Regions from separate parts of the Homo sapiens genome. Here region 2 is linked to region 1. Evidence: chromatin loops called from intact Hi-C (ENCODE). Cell type or tissue: HepG2. All regions are shown on one strand. Links, peaks and the distances in the headings refer to the core of each region. The heading gives the core; the rest is flanking DNA.

Evidence for each region. A loop is a pair of places that touch in the nucleus more often than their neighbours do. Peaks named below come from ENCODE experiments on the same cell type or tissue, not always from the same donor. Only the 100,000 strongest peaks of a DNase experiment are listed, where the experiment ranks them.
Region 2: it touches region 1 in a loop (5-fold over the local background); 3 of 110 quality-filtered maps call a loop at or near these places.

What each region holds. Positions count from the first base shown.
Region 1 is chr4:53,182,407-53,192,274 of GRCh38, forward strand. The region is part of intron 4 of SCFD2 (sec1 family domain containing 2); the gene reads right to left. Among named protein-coding and RNA genes, the nearest start is that of SCFD2, 180 kb to the right of the region's middle. In HepG2, for the core only: no CTCF peak of the experiment used is centred there; a DNase peak (open chromatin) is centred at 5,985; H3K4me3 peaks cover 413 bases.
Region 2 is chr4:53,063,595-53,073,462 of GRCh38, forward strand. The region is part of intron 5 of SCFD2 (sec1 family domain containing 2); the gene reads right to left. Among named protein-coding and RNA genes, the nearest start is that of SCFD2-AS1, 140 kb to the left of the region's middle. In HepG2, for the core only: no CTCF peak of the experiment used is centred there; a DNase peak (open chromatin) is centred at 5,377.

The DNA.
Region 1 (9,868 bases), core at 1,042-9,041:
ATTCCCTATTTAATAAATGGTGCTGGGAAAACTGGCTAGCCATATGCAGAACGCTGAAACTGGATCCCTTCCTTACACCTTACACAAAAATGAATTCAAGATGGATTAAAGACTTAAATGTTAGACCTAAAACCATAAAAACCCTAGAAGAAAACCTAGGCAATACCATTCAGGACATAGGCATGGGCAAGGACTTCATGTCTAAAACATCGAAAGCAATGGCAACAAAAGCCAAAATTGACAAATGGGATCTCATTAAACTAAAGAGCTTCTGCGCAGCAAAAGAAACTACCATCATAGTCAACAGGCAACCTTCAGAATGGGAGAAAATTTTTGCAACCTACTCATCTGACAAAGGGCTAATATCCAGAATCTACAATGAACTCAAACAAATTTACAAGAAAAAAAAAACAACCCCATCAAAAAGTGGGCCAAGGATATGAACAGACACTTTTCAAAAGAAGACATTAATGCAGCCAAAAAACACATGAAAAAATGCTCATCACCACTGGCCATCAGAGAATGCAAATCAAAACCACAATGAGATACCATCACACCCCAGTTAGAATGGCGATCATTAAAAAGTCAGGAAACAACAGGTGCTGGAGAGGATGTGGAGAAATAGGAACACTTTTACACTGTTGGTGAGCCTGTAAACTAGTTCAGCCATTGTGGAAGTCAGTGTGGCGATTCCTCAGGGATCTAGAACTAGAAATACCATTTGACCCAGCCATCCCATTACTGGGTATATACCGAAAGGATTATAAATCATGCTGCTATAAAGACACACGCACACGTATGTTTATATCGGCACTATTCACAATAGGAAAGACTTGGAACCAACCTAAATGTCCAACAACAATAGACCGGATTATGAAAATGTGGCACATATATACCATGGAATACTATGCAGCCATAAAAAATGATGAGTTCATGTCCTTTGTAGGGACATGGATGAAGCTGGAAACCATCATCCTCAGCAAACTATCGCAAGGACAAAAAAACCAAACACCGCATGTTCTCACTCATAGGTGGGAACTGAACAATGAGAACACATGGACACAGGAAGGGGAACATCACACACCAGGGACTGTTGTGGGGTGGGGGAGTGGGGAGGGATAGCATTAGGAGATATACCTAATACTAAATGGCGAGTTAATGGGTGCAGCACACCAACATGGCACATGTATACATATGTAACAGACCTGCACGTTGTGCACATGTACCCTAAAACTTAAAGTATAATAATAATAAAATTAAAAAAAAAAAGAAATGAAAACTAACATTTAACAGGATTAAAATAAGAACATGCCTAAACTTTGGAACCCTTATGAAATCTTCCATCTTTCTTACATTTTGGCTACTAGGATGATGGAAACTACTTAACAGTTATAAAGAAACACCTTTTAGAACAAAGTTGTACTAGCTTTCATTTCTTCATTCAAAAGTGTCCTGAACATATAACAGGCTGCATGTTCTTGGCTTCATATCTGCATAACAATGACACACAGAACAGTTAATCTGAGCAAGCACATACAACAGTTAATCCAAGCAAGGATGATGATGTAGCCAGTTTCATCAGCATTGCCTAATACAACAAATGCCTTTCAGAGACTACAAAATTAGCTAGATAACGTAACCTACTCCTAGAAAAATATCCCATTTAAAAATGTAATTTATGTCACTGACTTTCCGTACTATAACTAGTGGTAAAGGCCATTGTATTGGAGATTGTTTCTTGTGCCCAAATATTCAATTTTCCTTACATCATTTAGTAACATAACCACCCGTTTAGCTTGGCACATGGTTACCTAGGGAAAAAGACCACATTTCCCACCAGTCCTTGCAACTAGATGTGGTCCTGGAAGTGAGATCTTGCCAATGGGAGGGTGGGAGATGTAGTGAAATTACAATTTCTGGGTCATCACCTTAAAGGGAACATACTCTACCCATCTGTTCCTTTCTGTTTCTATCTTTGATCTCTGGAATCAGGAAATAATTTCAAGAGCTAAAACAGCTATTTCGGACCACAAAATGGATATAGTATAGACAGCAGAACAACAGTAACTGGAACCCTCATACCAAGAAATTGCATTGCCAGCTCTAGACCACTGATGGAGATTTTTACATGAGAAAGAATAAAATTTCTATCTTGCTTATATCTACTGTATTTTAGGGTCCATTTATTAGAAAAGCATAAGATATATCCTAGCAAATTTAACTAATATCTACTCTGTTTGTCCAAAGGCCTTTTGAGATGGCTGGTGAACCACTCTTAAGCAAGCTGTTGGCAATAGGGAACTCAACTCATCAATCCCTCACTTACTGTTTACTTCATGTCAAGTATCAATAGTGCTATGCAAAAAGAACTACTCTTGTTTGTTATCATGAGGCTTTGTAGAAGCTTGGAAACTTCTTACTTGCTCTAATATACCCTGCGGGCCCATGAAACAATCTTTCTACCAGCTACAAGAGATTAACTTTCCTGGTGAGCAAGCATTCTCTTTGTAGATGGATTTGTTGTGATGAATTTGATGCATCTCTTTGCTAGAGGGAAAAAGCATTTAGAAAAAAACAAATAAAATATAAAAATACTCTCCCTAAATAGAAGCCAGTGAACATTACCAATAGCTAATTGACTCTCAACATTATAGACTGATAAGAGAGAAAAATATTCTTCACTTAATTCAGGCTACAGGGGCTGACACAGTGGAACCTGCAATCCAAAGAGAAATATAGAGAGTAACAAAATTCTTTTGAAATGATAATCCTTTGTGATATTAAATTTATGATAAGTAAACTGTATAGCAACCATAATCACAAAACACCTTATCTCATGCCCTTAGGTTGTAGTAAACCATGGCAATTTTAATCGAAAATAATACTTGGCACCAGGAAACCAAGAATGGCACCCTTGAAAATGCTGCTCTGAATAGGAAACTAACATTTTAGATATATTACAGAAGTAAGTAACTCTTAGCTGCTTTGAATTATAATAATAATTATAACGCATTTATTTCATTTCAAGTGGCACTCCATTATGCTATATAGTGCTGCTCTTAAAATTCTATTGTAGACTCCAAGCTTCCTGCTTCCTAGTCTCTCATGTTGACTGTTGTTCCCTGGCAGGGTCCTACCAGCAACCAAGAGAAACCTGCAAGTCCCCAAAACAGCAAAAGTATCAAATATAATTTTTTAAAACTCTTTTTATTATCTAAATTAAGCTGGAATTACTCTATTAAGTTACCAAGAGTAATAAAAGGCATACCCATAACATATATATCACTGTTTGAAGATATTTAAATTTAACTGTGATTACAATCTTTAACTAAGGCTCTCAGACTCTCTTAAACCTCTTTCTAAGGTTAATTAGTAGCCAATGAACAATTTTCAAAATAAAAGCATAATATATAAAAGTTAATAAAACTGGCTCCAAGTTAATTAAATTTATTTTCCTTCAGAAATATCCTGCCCTCCTTGAGATGCAACATGGATAACTTTGTGAAAACAGTGAAATGTACAATTCAGCAACTACTAACACAAAAAAATCAAAGGGATATTCTGCTTCGTAAGTAAAAATCTACAGGGTAGGCCTTATTCTACAGTCAGCACTTTTCTAACTTTTGTTCAAGTTGTGATCATGAAAACAGTGCTTAACATTGACTTAGGTCTTGACTGCATGCCAGGTAGTGTCTCACACGCTTCACATGTATGAACTCACTTGATCTTTATGACAGTCCTATAAGATGGTGCTATTATTATCCCAGTTTTAGAGTCTGAGTCTTTCCCACCCTTCAAGATCTGGTTTAAATTTCACTTCCTCACAAATCCTTCCTTAATTATTTCCCAATTCATATTATATTCTACCTCCCCCTTTTCCCACTATATTATGTGTATCTCTTACGGGACTTACCATAGTTCCCCCTAAAGCTCTTTATGAATGCTTCTCTTTCTTGTCATTACATCACAAGTTTCTGGGGAGGCAGACTCTGTCTTACTCACTTTTGTATTCCTACAATGCTTGGCAGAGATTCTTGCACGAAGAACATGTCCAGAAAATGTTTGTTGAACTTACTTATACTAGCATTAATATGGGAAAAAAGGAAGAAAGGAATTTAGCAGCAGCTCTAAAAACAAAGAAAGAGTCATGAATAAAAAGCAACAAGCAGTTATTCTGTTTCTGCAGATGACAGAACAAAAGAGATCCCAGAGATCATGAGATAAAACATTTAAATATTAGGTAAACATTAAACCATAATTATACTGAAAGAAAATACAGGTGAATGGTTACAAAATCTTTAGAGGTAGAAGGCCTAAATAGGACACCAAGAGCAAAATCAAGCAAGAGAAGAATTAAATAAATGTTCAAGGGAGCCAGCTCTGAGTTAGGCTACATGGTTTTGATTCCCAATTTGCTGTTTGTAGAGTCAGTTTATTCAACCGTAAAATGGGGATGATGACAATATCTGACTTACACGGTTGCACAGTGGAATGAAGGAGATAATGACTATCAGGCTCTCAACACAACGCATGACATAATGTCTTCCATAAACATTTCAAAACAAACCAATTAAGGAAAAGATAGAGTTGACTGTAAAAAGAAAAAAGCATTTATGCTATAAAAGTATCAATCAAGTCAATCAGTATCAAATGACAAACAGAAAAAAAAATTACTGTCATAAATACATGAAAAGCTTGTACAAATTAATAAGATTAAAACTCCAGTAGAAAAGAAAGGAAAGCCGAGCTCAGCATTTCACAAAACATTAATATATACAAATGAGAAAAACATGAGAAAACACACCTTATTTAAGAAATTAGAAAGTATTCATTAAATTTTTCTTCTTATTAAATCAGCAATATTGACAATGCTGTGAAGCAATGGACAGCATAGAGAGTCTTGTGGAAAGCTTAAATTGGCATATTTCTGAGGGCACTTTGCCAATAACCATCAAAAGCCTTAAAATGTGCATACCTTCCTAAAAATGCATAATTATTATACATCCATAAAAATCTAAAAAAAGAAAAAAGTACATATGTTATGACCTAGGAAATTGAGGCATTTATACCAAGGAAATAATCACTGATATGCACAAAGATGTAAACTGCAGCCTTGTTTATAAGAGTGAAAAACTAGACATAACCTAGTGATCTAACAATGAGACTAGTTAGTAAACTAAATACCTTTACAAAACTGACTGCTGTGATCTTGTGGGAGATACTTAATGCCATAAATGAAACAAATATGATATAACAGCTTATTATATGGTCCCATTTTCATTAAAACAACAACAATAACAAAATGTGTGTAGGTATGAGTGTGTGTATATACACACACAAGAAAGATCTGAAAGGAAAGATATCAAAATGCTAACACTGATTATCTCCAGGTAATAAAATTATAGATGACTTTGGAAAACCATAACATTTTCTAAATTCTTTATGATAAACATATCTTCATAATTAACAAAATAAAAATTATCTTTCCAAAAGGAAAAATTAAACATCAAGAGATATTCTTGCCCATTGTTCAGGTAGAATATATCTTTAATTGTGGCTGCACTGTGCTCCTTATAAAAGTCATACAGTAATGAGCTTCAGCCCACAGGTTCTATTGGTACAGAAACAGCTCAAGCAGTTTAGCAGAAAAATTCAATCAAATACAAAAAACAACTCAAGGGAACATCCTATGCTTAATGGTTAAATGGCAATAGAAAAAAAGACAAATAACTAAGCAGTACTGGATAAAGCTAAAACCTTAATCTCATGCTTACTCAGCAGCAAAAAGAAAAAGCAAAGCAAACATTAATTATGGAAGATTTAGTGATCTGTATGGTTATAGTTGTAGAAACACTTCCAATCTGTGTTTACCCACGCTGTAACTCATTGCTTTCTGCAAATTTAAAGAAACCTTTTGCCTGACAGTTCAAATGCTTGGTTACAGCTAAGGGAACAATAGTTCAACCACTTTGAAAATAGGCTAGAGGACAAAGTCCTCACACTTCAAAACTGGTGTGTGTGTGTGTGTGTGTGTGTGTGTGTGTGTGTGTGTGTGTGTTTAGTGGCTTTCCAACTTCATAATAAATCTACGAAAGGGCCAACTTCATAAGGGAGCCAGTCTGAATACAAATATATTTAGCCCCATCCTCCCTACATGGCAAGGAAGGAGCAGGCACATCACTATGTAACTAGATTGCACGTTCATTCATTCTTAACGACTGTTACCAAAGATTCCCAAAGTAAACAGTAGTGAAAGCCATGGTATTACAGTATTGAAAGCAATCTATTAACTCATGCCTTTTCAAAACCAATGAGAGAATAGACCTAGTTGAAAATTCTTAATTCCATCTAGTAAGATAAATCTTGAACACAAAATGCTAGAAAAAAGGGCGGGGAGGTCTAAGTACATAACTGTTTAAATTGTCTATCCAGTCTATCCCAAATGCAGTGCTCACTTGTTTTTTTCCTGCCCAGCATCCATTGCCCCTTCTCTGAATAATAGCACCCAGTTTTTATTTAGGGGACTCTCCCATTTTGGTTCATATGATCACCTCCATTTCCAAACTTCAGGAACTGACAGGTAACTCAGGAATGCTCATGCAATGTATTCATTCCCCTAGACAGAATAAATATTCATCAAGCACATAGCCCAAGCTAGTCCCACTGGTGACAAGAATTATCAGCCTTAAAACTTTTCTCTAAGCTCCTGGGAAAGAAGCACGTTCCTTTTGCTGGAGTTTCATGCTGAAAGAATGTAAGCTATTGCTGTTGGGCACAGCTTTGCCATCACTTGGAAAGAGGATATCTAAAAACAAAACAGTAAAAAAGTGAGTAGGATTAAAAAACAAAGAAAAACAGATTCCTGATAAACTATTTTTAAAAGCTGGATCCAAACATGCCTGAAGCTATTCATCACCATCTGATTTAGATTCTGTCACATGAGACTAAAAGGAGACAATAAATATGGGGGAAAGGAAAGTTAGATGGTTGTCCCTTCCCTCCCCAGTTGATCTACCTGTCTTGGTCAGCATGGGTTACTATAACAAAATATCATGGACTGGGTAGCTTAAACAAGACATTTCTTAGCTTGCAAACTTCGCTTCCTTCTTGGCTGTATCCTTGCATGGCGGGGCCTGAGAGAGCAGTAAGGGAGGAATTCTCTAATTTCTTCTTATAAGGGTACTAATCCCATTATAAGGACCCCACCCTCATGACCTCATCTAAACTTAATTACCTCTCAAAGGCCCCACCTCCAAATACCATCACATTGGAGCTTAGGGCTTCAACATAGGGATTTGGAAGAGACACAAACATTCAGTGCATAGCACTACCTAAATTGCTTTTAGACACACACAAAATAGACTGGAGGAGGTTACTCTATGCTACCTCCAAGCAGATCTGTGTGACTGTCATTGTACTAGAATACATCACCAGAATATTGGCTACATCCTTAAGTGTATATCACTGCTTACTCCAAAGCCTAACCCAGTGCCTAGAACACAACATCACCCAATAAATTTTTGCTGAAAAATGAATACGTGAATTAACTAATCTTTTGGGACTTATTTTCAATACAAACTAAACAATAACATGAATGCTATAATAAAGATATCAGTAACATGATATGAAAATACACAGAAAGGTCTAACTCTATATTGGAAACCAGATAATCTGGAGTCACATTCCAATATTTAACTGATCTGAATCCCTCCTGAAACAGTCAATGTATCTCCTCATCTTCTCCTTAGCCTTATCTTCAACAGGCACAAAATACTTTAATAATGAAAAATAATCCCCAATCACTGGCATCTTCTACTTGACTACTGAGAAACAGCTCTGAAACTGTAGCATAGACAGATGTTGGCGTGTGTGTTTTGTGTATGTGTCCTTATCATGGTCTACAAGGCCCTACAGGCTCTGTTTGACCTCGGCTGTTCTCCTTGCCTGCTGTGCTCCAGCCACATGGGCATCCTTGCTCTTTGAAAACACCTGGCACTTCTCATCTCGGGACCTTTGTTTTTGCTATAACCTCTGCCAATAGATGATACAAGTGGCTATTCCTTTTCAGGTGTTTGTCCAAATGTCACCTTCTTAGTGAGGCCTTCTTGACCCTCCTTTTTACAATTGCAAACTACTCCACCTCTAATACTTCCTATTCCATGGCATTTATCCACGGCATTATACTTTCTAATATATGATTCACTTATTTATTTTCTTCATCGTCTATCTGTCTTCCCATACTAAAAGATAAACTCCATGAAGGCAGAGATTTCAGTCTGTTTTTTGTTCTCTGTTGAATCCTCAATGCCAAGGAAATAATAGATGCTGAATAAATGAACGAAGAAATATAACACAAGAGAACTACAACTAAATCATGAAGTGCTCTGATTCAAATTAAATATGAAGATTTTCCAATCAAATAAACTACAGAAGGTTATGTCTGTGAACTCCTTCAGAAGTTAAAACTAGAGAATTCCTATAAATATATTTAAAACCATAATCACTATAAAATATTCCCTTATATTACAGAAGTTAAGACATAAAAATTATTTAAGAAATGAAATGTGTTATCACAAAAAACTACACCAATAACCAGAAAGTATAAGGGTTGCATTTACTTTGCTTTAGATCTAAAACAGTATTAAATATAAAATTTGAGGGCAGAGTGCTGTGGCTCACGCCTGTAATCCCAGCACTTTGGGAGGCTGAGGAGGGCAGGTCACTTGAGGTCAGGAGTTCAAGACGAGCCTGGCCAACATGGTGAAACCCCCATCTCTACTAAAAATACGAAAAATTAGCTGGGCCTGGTGGCAGGTGGCTGTAATCCCAGCTACTTGGGAGGCAGCTGAGATCGTGCCACTGTACTCCAGCCTGGGCAACAGAGCAAGACTCTATCTCAAAAAATAAGAAATAAATAAACAAACGAACATAACATTTGAGTGATATTCATTAGCAAAAAAATCAAGTGTGAAAATATTCATAAATTATGGTTATATGGGTTTTGTTTTTTGTTTTTTTGAGATAGAGTCTCACTCTATCACCCAGGCTGGAGTGCAGTGGCACGATCTCCGCTCACTGCAACCTCTGCCACCCCGGTTCCAGTGATTCTCCTGCCTCAGCCTCCCGAGTAGCTGGGATTACAGGTGCATGCCACCGTGCCCAGCTAATTTTTGTATTTTTAGTAGAGAAGGGGTTTCACCATCTTGGCCAGGCTGGTCTTAAACTCCTGGCCTCGTGATCCACCTGCCTCGGCCTCCCAAAGTGCTGGGATTATAGGCGTGAGCCACCGCGCCTGGCTGGTTATATGTTCTCTTACAGAAATTAAATAAGTAACTGTCATAGAAAACAATAGGAACACACTTTGTGACTGCAAAAAGGTTTGTCTATTGGAAAAACAGAAAGCACCAATTAGAAAGGGGCTTCCTGGATGCAAAAAGTCCCACTTCTACTGCTTGTAACAGTCCCTGTCCCTGGAGCACTCTTTTCCTGATTTCCTTTCCAGTAGAGACCACTCTAGGTAAATGGAAAGATAAGTTTAGCCCTGGCTGTCCCCACATGCCTTAACAGGGGAACAGTAATATTAACATTTAATGTCAGGAATCCCCAGCTCTGGACTCTGGGAGTCAAATGTTTTGTTTAGCAAAAAGAGTGTCTTGAAAATTAACAAATTTCCCATTACAAATTCAAACTGCTGACTTCTCTTAAAAATCTGCAACTTTAAGCAACACCGAAGTTGAACTGCTTAATAAAAAGAGGAACTAAAGAGTAGTTGCCCCTTGACACTAGGCACCTGTTTTCAGGTTCACCACTGTCCCCACGACTCCCTATTGTCTTACATCTTGTTTCTACTGCCTGCCTGGCCAGGGAA
Region 2 (9,868 bases), core at 1,138-9,137, 120 kb before region 1:
CAGATAAACAGGGAAGTTAGGATTCAAACCCAAATCTGTCTGACTCTAGGACAATAGTGCTTACCTCTACTAAATGAGAAGAGTGAAAAGACTACTATATAACTGAATAAGCTTCACTGTTATTTGATGAAGGTCCCCAGAATTTATTCAAGCTCTCTCCATGCTAAATGACCTTAATCACTAAAAGTAGATTCACTCGATTAAAGTATCCCTCTAGAACCACTTCAGATGAACATGAACAGTTCTTGGAAGAGGGTACCACTGGCAGAGTCTATGCTTATCAGAATTTTTTTTCTAGCTAAGCTCAAGGCATCAACTGTCTAGCCCGGATTTACTATCATTTGTAGCTAATTTTGAGGCAAATTGCAGTCTCCACCTTCCCTCCCTCTCTCCTTCCCTTCCTTCTTTCTTTCCTTCCTTTTTATATAAAATATCAGTATTATCTCAGATTTACCTTCATTTTTTCTTGGTAATAGCTCCCAACACATCCATTTTCTAAAAATGTTGTTTTCTTTTTAATTTATCTTTTATTTCAACTTTTATTTTAGATTCAAAGGGTACATGTGCAGGTTTGTTACATGGGTATGTTGCATGATGCTGAGGTTTGGGGTACAAGTGATCCCCTCACCCAGGTAGTAAGCATAGCGCCCAGTAGTCTTTTAACCCTTGCTCTCCTTCCACCCTCCCCCTCTAGTAGTCCCCAGCGTCTATTCTTCCCATCTGTATGTCCACCAACACATACCATTTTGATTAAATACTTGAATGCAATAGACTGCCATTTAAAGAAATGTCTAACAATATCCTGTAATGCAAATGACCTTTAGGCAATTGGAAATGGAAGGGTGGAGACTTATTACTTGGGTAACTGTCCTGAAGACACGATAGAGCCCATTATGCCTCATTTTCAAAACTACAGGCAGCATTACTTACTTTCAATACCAATCTCTTGGAAACTCTGAGGACAATCCAAGTAACAGTCCTAGATCACTGAAGGTGTTTAAAAGAGGAGAAGAAACAGTAAGACATAGTGGTTGAGGGGAAAGGCTCTGTTATTGAATAAGCTCACTTTCAGAGGTACCCTAAGGCAAATAAGTGTGACATTATTTGTCTTAAACAATCACAGTCTTAAAATATCTCCTTATGAGGTCTGAATTCCAGCTCCACCAATTTATAACACTCTGGACAAGTTTCTTAACTTACTTGAGCTTCAGCTTCCTCATCTGAAAAAACAGGCATAAAAAGGCAGTGACTTCATAGGGTTCCATGAGATAATACATGTAAAGTACCTAGCTCAGTGTCTGGCATGTAGAAAGTACTCAATCAATTATGACTTTTAATTAATCACGTTCTTAATATTTTCTCTTGGGACATCTATAGTTTTTCACCAGAATGTGTGCTTTATTTTTGAAAGCATGTTGCTTTTTAGAAAAGAGCCAAAGTTTTTCCAGTAGTTATACAAGGCAAAAAAATTTAATCAGAAAAATATAGAAAGTAGACAGGAAAGAACTCCAGTCATGACAGCAGATACCTTGAGAGTGGCAGGAAAACTTTCAGCAGATCATCTCAGTAGAATAATAACTGCACAAATGACAGGCATATAACTAGCAGCGGTCATAGATCACTTATGGCAGTTAGCACAATAAATTCAATATGGCTTATGAGTTAAGAATATTTATACCATATATAAATTACTTCAAGGATACAGACCAGGGAAGTAGCCTGGGGGAAAGGATAACAGAGACAAACTTTAGTCTAAATATGAAAGGAAATCTGGAAAGAAAATGAATACTTCTACTGTAAGAACACTTACAATACAAATAATAAGTCAGATGTCAGATTAGGAGAAAGCAAGGAAAATCTCTGAAATCCTGCTGAGAAACTAGCATAGCAAACCGCCAGTAACACTCTGGTTCACCTAAAAGAATTTGTTATTTTTCTTAAACTGTGGTCATAAAGACATTAATTGTTATTCTGTTTTAATATTAATAATATCACACTTCAAAGTATGTCATAGTATCTTTTAGGTCAACATTATTCAAGAGCATTACTATTCTATTCCGAAAGTTTTATCTTATAAAAAAATGATAATTTTTTTCCCATTTGGTTTCTGTTACCATATCTTATCAAAATAAGAGTTTGGCTTTTTTAACTTAAAAAATTAAATACACATAGTGCTTCCTGATGCCATTCCACTACCATACTATGTATTTGTCATTTTTCAACAGTTTTAACACATGCACAGTACAAACTCTTATTTTGGAGAAATAAGTAAGATTGCTGACTGAGGTTTAAAAAAGAAAATGATCAACTGAGCCCTTAAATAAAAATACCACATGCTTTTCATCCATTTTCTCACTACTGTATTCACTGAACAGCTCTTATAAGAATAAAACTTTAAGGAATATGAACTTGTGGCAAGACCAGAAAGAATATTCTGGAACTACGCTTTGAAGTAAAATGATTCCCCTAACATCAGGAGACTTAATACTACAATTTCACCGTGAAAATAATCACAGATGAATGTTCTGACCAGGACTAATTGTCTTTGAAGTTCTCTAAATTCAAGTATTAAAAACAGTGCTTGACAAAACTCTTTACCTTATCAAAAAGTTACAAAGAAAACAACTTGTGGGCAAGGCTCAATCTACTTTGGCTTGCATATAAAATCAAACCTGTAACATTAAGCGAAATTAAAAACTGTACAAGAATCATGTTACTAAGGCAATGTAAATTTGAGAGCCTGACCTTTGGTCCTTATTTCATAGTTACCAAGGTGACAAAATAACTGCTGGGTGACAGTAGCCACTTAGCAATCAAAATCAGAACAGTCAATGTATGTGCTCTTTCCTTGTGATTGTTTTATGGTATGTGTTCAAATTCTGTACCAAAAAGTACAGCTGTAAAAACAGATTTTATGGTGAAACAAAACATACAAAAAATAAATATTATAGGTCCAGCAGAACATTCACTTGCACCTGTATGGGTCCTATGAGGTGTTTGGGAGTTGTAACATTAAAAACTGAAGGCTTTTTTTAGTGATCTGGGCCCCCACCCAACCAACAATATTAGAGTTTTAGCACATTCTGTTCCATCTGCCTAGAAAACCTTTCACTTTCCCTGCCTATTTCACGCCAACTCATCCTTCAGATGTCAGCTGAAGTGTTATTTCCCTGGGGATGTCTTTCCTGACTCCTTAGATTCAAACCCTCTCCATAATATGTGGAGATATGTTATTTCCTCTCCTCCACAGCACTTGTCACAGCAGCAACTTTACATTTTTATACGTAGCAGTTATTCAATCCATGCTCTCCCATTAGAATGCAGGCCTCATGAGGAAAAGGGGCTGATGATGCTCATTCCTGCCATTAAAACCCTAGAACCTAGCACAGAGCTGGGCATGCACTTATGCTTGTTTATGGAGAGATGAAAGGCAGAGGAAAAATAATTATAGTTAATTGGTTAGCCAGTTACTACTGGTTGGTTAGGTAATGATAACTAGCATTCTACTTCAGGTCAAACAAAGTAGAATGCTACCTCCTCCACTAATCTTACTTGGTTTCCTTCTACTTTTTATCTTCTTTCTCCCTGTAGCCTCCTGCTATAGGGACCATGGAGCAAAATGTACAGGATTGGGATGGAGATCTCAACCCTGTGTATCATGGCCTTGTAGTGCCTGTACTCATTTCAAACATGCTTTACTCATCCTGGGCCTCACACCTTTCTTTTGGGGAATGTGGTTAGTACTCAAACATACATTTCAATCAAGGCTCTCTGGGGTCAAGATCACACCAAAAGAGTGGCTGTGATGTCACTGTGGCAGCCTTTCAGAATGGGTATGTGCATTTAATATGGTTCGGCTCTGTGTCCCCACCCAAATCTCACCTTGAAGTGTAATAATCCCCATGTGTCAAGGGTGGGACTAGGTGGAGATAACTGAATCATGGGACGGTTTTGCCCATGTTGTTCTTGTGGATAGTGAGTAATTTCTCATGATATCTGATGGTTTTATAAGGGACTTCCCCCTTCTCTTGGTTTCATTCTTCTCTCACCTGCTGTCATGTGAAGAAGGACATGTTTGCTTCCCCTTCTGCCATGATTGTAAGTTTCCTGAGACCTCCTCAGCCATGCTGAACTGTGAGTCAATTAAACCTCTTTTGTTTCTTGGGTATGTCTTTATTAGCAGCATGAGAACAGACTAATACAGTGTTGAACACAACAAAGGCTCTGAGAACAGAGGTTATAACCAGCAAATACAGGAATCTAGCAGGTGAATAGTCTGCCTGGTCTATGACTAGGCGAGAGATGAAGGCTGATAGAGTTTGGGGTTCAAGAGGCTAGGAGGAGCCAGCCAGAAAAGAAATCTATAATACCAGATACAACAGAGTTCAGAGTTCTTAGCAAGTCCTTGCTTCTTTCCAGACTATAGACAGAATCATCTTGCTTATAAGCACTGCCCTTATGACTTATTAAAACTCAAATGTTAACATAACATGTTAACTGACATCACCTGTGATCATGAGACAATAAAAGATGGCCAACTAGTGAAAATGTAAAGGGTCTTTCAAAATTTTCATAGATATTTTTAGAGATTTAGGTTTACAGAAATATTAAGAAGAAAGCACAGAGTTCCTCTATACCATCACCCTGACCCACTCCACAGTTTCTAAAGAGTCTGTTTAAAATATACATAAATTTAACTGTCAGAAATAAAATGTTCCAAAATCTGTTCCTCTTGTTTCAAATCAATTGGCAATTTTTCTATTTTAGATAAGCATTAGCACCAGTTAACTTATTTAAATGACTTCATGTTTAGTTTATTTTGAAAGAAAATTTAGTATTGATGAAGGAGAGAGGGAGAATAAGATAGAGAGGAAAATTCAGACCTAGTCTTTGTACTCAAAGGTAACTACAAAAATGTGTTGGTGCATACCTTTCAATACTTTTTCCTGTGTATATATTTTTAATTTTTAATATTCTACATAGTAACCAAATATTCTGCATATTATTTTGATTAGATGATAATTATCCATATAATAGAATATCCTGGCCATATTTGTACTTTATTAAGTATTCTTCAGCCTTATTTTTAAAGGCAGCATAATATTCCATTTTATGAATAACCATACTTTATTTAACCAATGTCTCCTAGCTTTGGACATTCAATATTTATTTGTAAAATTTCAAGCATCTATCTTCCCCAATTCATTCTTTTACATATATTTAAAAAACAGTACTTTGTAGGGGTGGAAAACCCTGCAGTGAAACATCAGATAAAATGACCCTTGTTTAACTTTAGACGGATGTGCACAGTCCAAGGCCAGCAAAGTGATAAATGGGTTTTGGCAGCTCATTCTCCCTACCTTAAGTAATATTACAATGTGTCATTGGAGTGGGTCATTTAGAACAGGAAGCCAGGGACACTCTGTGGTATTCTCCCAGGGTAAATTCACAGATACCTCATAGAAGGCTTTGGCAGGATTCTCAGTATGCACAGAGAGGCATAGAAAGTGGCTTTATTTTTAAGGCTCAGATTCAGCTGAAGGATCCGCTAGGGAATCCAGAGAAGGGAATGCCTGGGCTTGGGTTAAAATAGCTGGTTTATTCTTGCCTTCACAGTGCACAAAAGCTTTACTGATTTGCCCAGCAGTCATCTGCTAATCTCACACCTTGGGATAAGTAAGTAACACACACACATCCTCATTATGAATGAGTCCACGACTCTGAAGGGAAGGATATTCAGGAGACTGCAATTCTAATTCACATTAATTTACTACATTTTCATATCTGATTGGAATTCAGTGTAGATATTGCAATTCAGCCCACCATGGGCTGCATACAGACTTCATCAGCAAAAGCAGCAAAATTTCAAATTTCCTGTGAAATCTCCTAAATGCTATGCTTCAAAATCACAGTAGTCAGTCATGGGGTATACAATTTTACTTTCGAGGTGGCTCTTTGATTTTTAGATGATAGAACTCTGTGGTGGAAAAAAGAAAGAATGCTACTTTTGTTTATCAATTTTCTTATAACTTGTCTCCAAAATGGAAAAATGTGCCAGTTTGTTTTTTCCCCCAGTAATAAAAGTAATGCAACATGGTACTATAAAAAATCTATACAATATAGAAAAGAAGCTCTAGACAGTAAAAATCACCTTTAATCCCATCATCCCAAAATAGCTGCTACTATTCAGTTGGATAACTGGTGTGTATTGTTAGAGATTGTTTTCTCCCTGACACTTAAATATTTTAAAAACTATATTAGACATTCTGGCTTTGTAACCTTCCTTCCACTTTAATAATATACATATACATCTTTCTGTATCAATCGATATTTTTATAGCTTCATAATTAACTATTTTTAATATTTTTTAAAGTCCTGACATATTTTTTATGTTGACAATTAAATTAGTAAGACCATTTTGAGGGAAGGGGTCGTGTGTTTCAATGTTGACATCTGGCTTTCTTCCAAAGAGAGAAACTTCTTACTAGTCATTAATTAAAATAAAGAAACCAACCACTTATAGCTACAAATTTCTGCATCAGCAAAGAAAACTATGCACAATAAAAACAAAAATAAGACCACTAAAATGTCTAAAAACAGCTTGCTTTCTTAGAGTTGGTTTTATCAGTTGTTGACTTTTGAAATGAATTAAATTAGGATTTTTGACATTTTATGTGTTGTTCAACATGTGCTACTTAAAACTAGGTAAAAATTAAAAGATCAGATGATTGTACAAAGCAAAAGCATTAAAGCAGAAATTCAATTAAACTAAAAAAGATGTTCACTAGGCTTCATTAAATTGAAATTAAATTAATTATGAAAAGCGAAAGTTAATTTTTAATTCTCAAAAAGAATCTTAATTTGTATCCAAAATGATGAAGGAAAAGGGTAGATAAATTTTAAATTGTTTAGGAATCATTTAAGTAATAGATCATAAGTAGATGCATAAGAAATAAGTCATTGACTTATGATGTGTAAAGTGATTGATTTAAGAGAGCAAATTAAAATGATAAACATTATCAACTGGTGTCTGTGCTGTGTACATAATAGCACCAAATCTGCATTTACTGGTTGGCTGATTATGTCCTACTTTTCTGTTCACAGCACAGGTAGAAGATGATCTAGAAAGATGCTTTACTCTATAGGTTTACAGAATAAAACGCCTGATTCCACTTTGAAACACTGTTTTCTTAGGTTTATACATTAAAATACATCTCTTTGAGATTCTGATGAAAGTCATAGATTCCTTTTCTCTCTATAAAAATATATACCCATATTTTATAGACATAGAACACTCTCCCATTAGGCGCTCTTCTTTCTTGCTTACTAATGAAACTCTGAGAATAAAGACTATGTTTCCTAGTTGCTCTGTTAGCTAGATGTGCCATGTGACTAAGTTTTGGCCAATGAGATATAAGCATAAGTGTCATATTCAACTTCTAAAGAGTGTCCTTAAAGGTCAGTAGCATGGCCTTCTTTCACTCCCTCCTCCACTTCATCTTTATTGTTGGCTCGAATGTAGATATGACAAGTTGGAGCTTGAGCTGTCATGCTGAACTATGAGAAGGAAGCCATAGGCTTAGTGAAGTAAAACAGCAAGAGAGGAGGAGCTTCAGTCCTTGATGATTATGGAATTATCGTACGCATCCTGGATGAATTTTCTCTGGAGTCTGTACATTAGAGAGGGAAATGAACTTATATTTTATTAAGCCACAGTTCCTTGTAGGTGTTCTGTCACTCACAGCTGAGCCTAATATTAGGTGATACAGGTATAAACACATACAAGGTTACATATAATTTTTTGGAGGGAGGTGGTCCATGGACCCCAAATTAAGAATATCACTTTAGAAATATATATAAAAGGATAACCACTTAATGTTTGTACTTTGTAATTAACAAATTTTTCTTCACATCCATTATCTTTCTTAATCTTCACAATCATCACAGAAATAAATATCATTTTTAATCCCATCTGTTTATTAAGAAACAAACAAAAAAATCCTGAGGCTCAAGGCATGTTATCTTGCCAAAAGTTAATAATGCAGTAAAAATTATAACCAATGTGAATGATTCTAAATCCCATGGTCTTATCACTATTCCAATGACTGTAGTACATGTACAGGTATCCTCCAGTTTTGTAAAAAAAATAAAATAAAAAATCATTCTTAAAAAACATGTAAGAAAGGCAAATGTATGCGACTTAAATGTAAGAATTATATTCTAAAAGGGGGATTTTATTCCATATAACTAGAAACATTTTAGATATTATAAAAGCTTTATTTTAATAAAATTGTTTCTACTTTTTGATACCAGATAGTAATATAATTTGCACATAATTATTTAAAATACAGAAGGCCAAACAGTCCTTGTTTAATGTGCAATGCTTCACTACCACCACCACCCTTTCTTCTGGTGACAGATCCTATTATACCTTCAGTGGTGTATACCCCACGTGCTTCCATAACAACTTTACAACTAGAGCTGGTGGGACAAAATTGCTTCTCTGGTGGATGATATGAGTCCAGAATCTCAGATACTTAAAGAAAATCTCATGTGCAACAGATCATCACCTACACCTAAGAAGAGGCCCAGATGAGAGACAAAGATGGAGAGAGAAAGGGTACTGTTAGCAATCCAGGCTCTGGTGTTAGTGATACAGGAGCTAGAAATAACTTATTCAGGCAGATAGTGAGGATAAAAGAGTCCTCAGCAGAATTTCCCTTTTAACAAACAGCAGCCCCAAATTATTTCTTTTTTAACAAAGAACAGCCTGAAATATCGAGCTGCAGACATAGATAAGCAACCTGGAAGCTTGCACAGGTGAAGGTTAGCAGCTGTGCCAACAGAAACGGGCTACCTGGGGTTCAAGTATGTTCAACCTGGAGGCTCCATCTTCCCTTTCTTTGTCACCCCGTGTACAGTGAAGAAACAGGCAACATGGCACCAACCAGGCAAAGAACCCAGAGAATAATAAAAGATTAGGGGGGGGAAAGCCAGGTTTTCACACCTTATTCAAACAGCACACCTAGTCCTAACTAGTTTTTTGTGCCCTATGCAAATGACACACCTGGTCCAACCAATCTTTTGCACCCTATGTAAATCAGACACCGCTTCCTCAACCTCATCTGTAAAACTCACTGCATTTCACCGTGGAAGTGGCAACCGATTTCCCTGGGACCCTTCTCTGTAGCAAGAGAGCTCTTCTCTTTCTTTCACCTAGTAAACTCCCACTCCTAAACTCACTCCTTGTGTGTCCGCATCCTAGTTTTCTGTGGCCACAAGACAATGAATCTCAGGTATTTACCCCAGACAGTGATGTCGCTTCATTAGTCCCTGAGATGTCCAGGGCTACCCTCACTTTTATGTCCTTTGATTAGACTCAGTCTTCTTCTAATTAAACCACCATTGATGGGTTCTGCAACTATGGATTCAAACAACTGCAGCACAAAAATATTCCAAAAAATAGTGTCTGTACTGAACATGTACATACTTTTTTTCCTTGCTATTCCCCAAATCATATAGTTTAACTATTTATATAGCATTTTCCTAATTATATTTCCTAATTAGGTTACATATAATACCTAATTATATTAGGTATTATAAGTAATCTAGAGATGATTTAAAGAATACAGGAGGATGTGCATGGGTTATATGCTAACACTATGCCATTTTATGTAAGGAACTTGAGCATCCACAAATTTTGGTATCCATAGAAGGTCCTGGAACCAATTCCTGAGGGATGATTGTATGTGTTATTTTTCCCTCTGGAAATGCACAAGGCTTTGAAACTTTTTCACTTTCTATTGCTTGGATAAAGCTAATTTTACAAGCCCAATACAGTTGATCGAGTCCCTATAATTTACCTGAA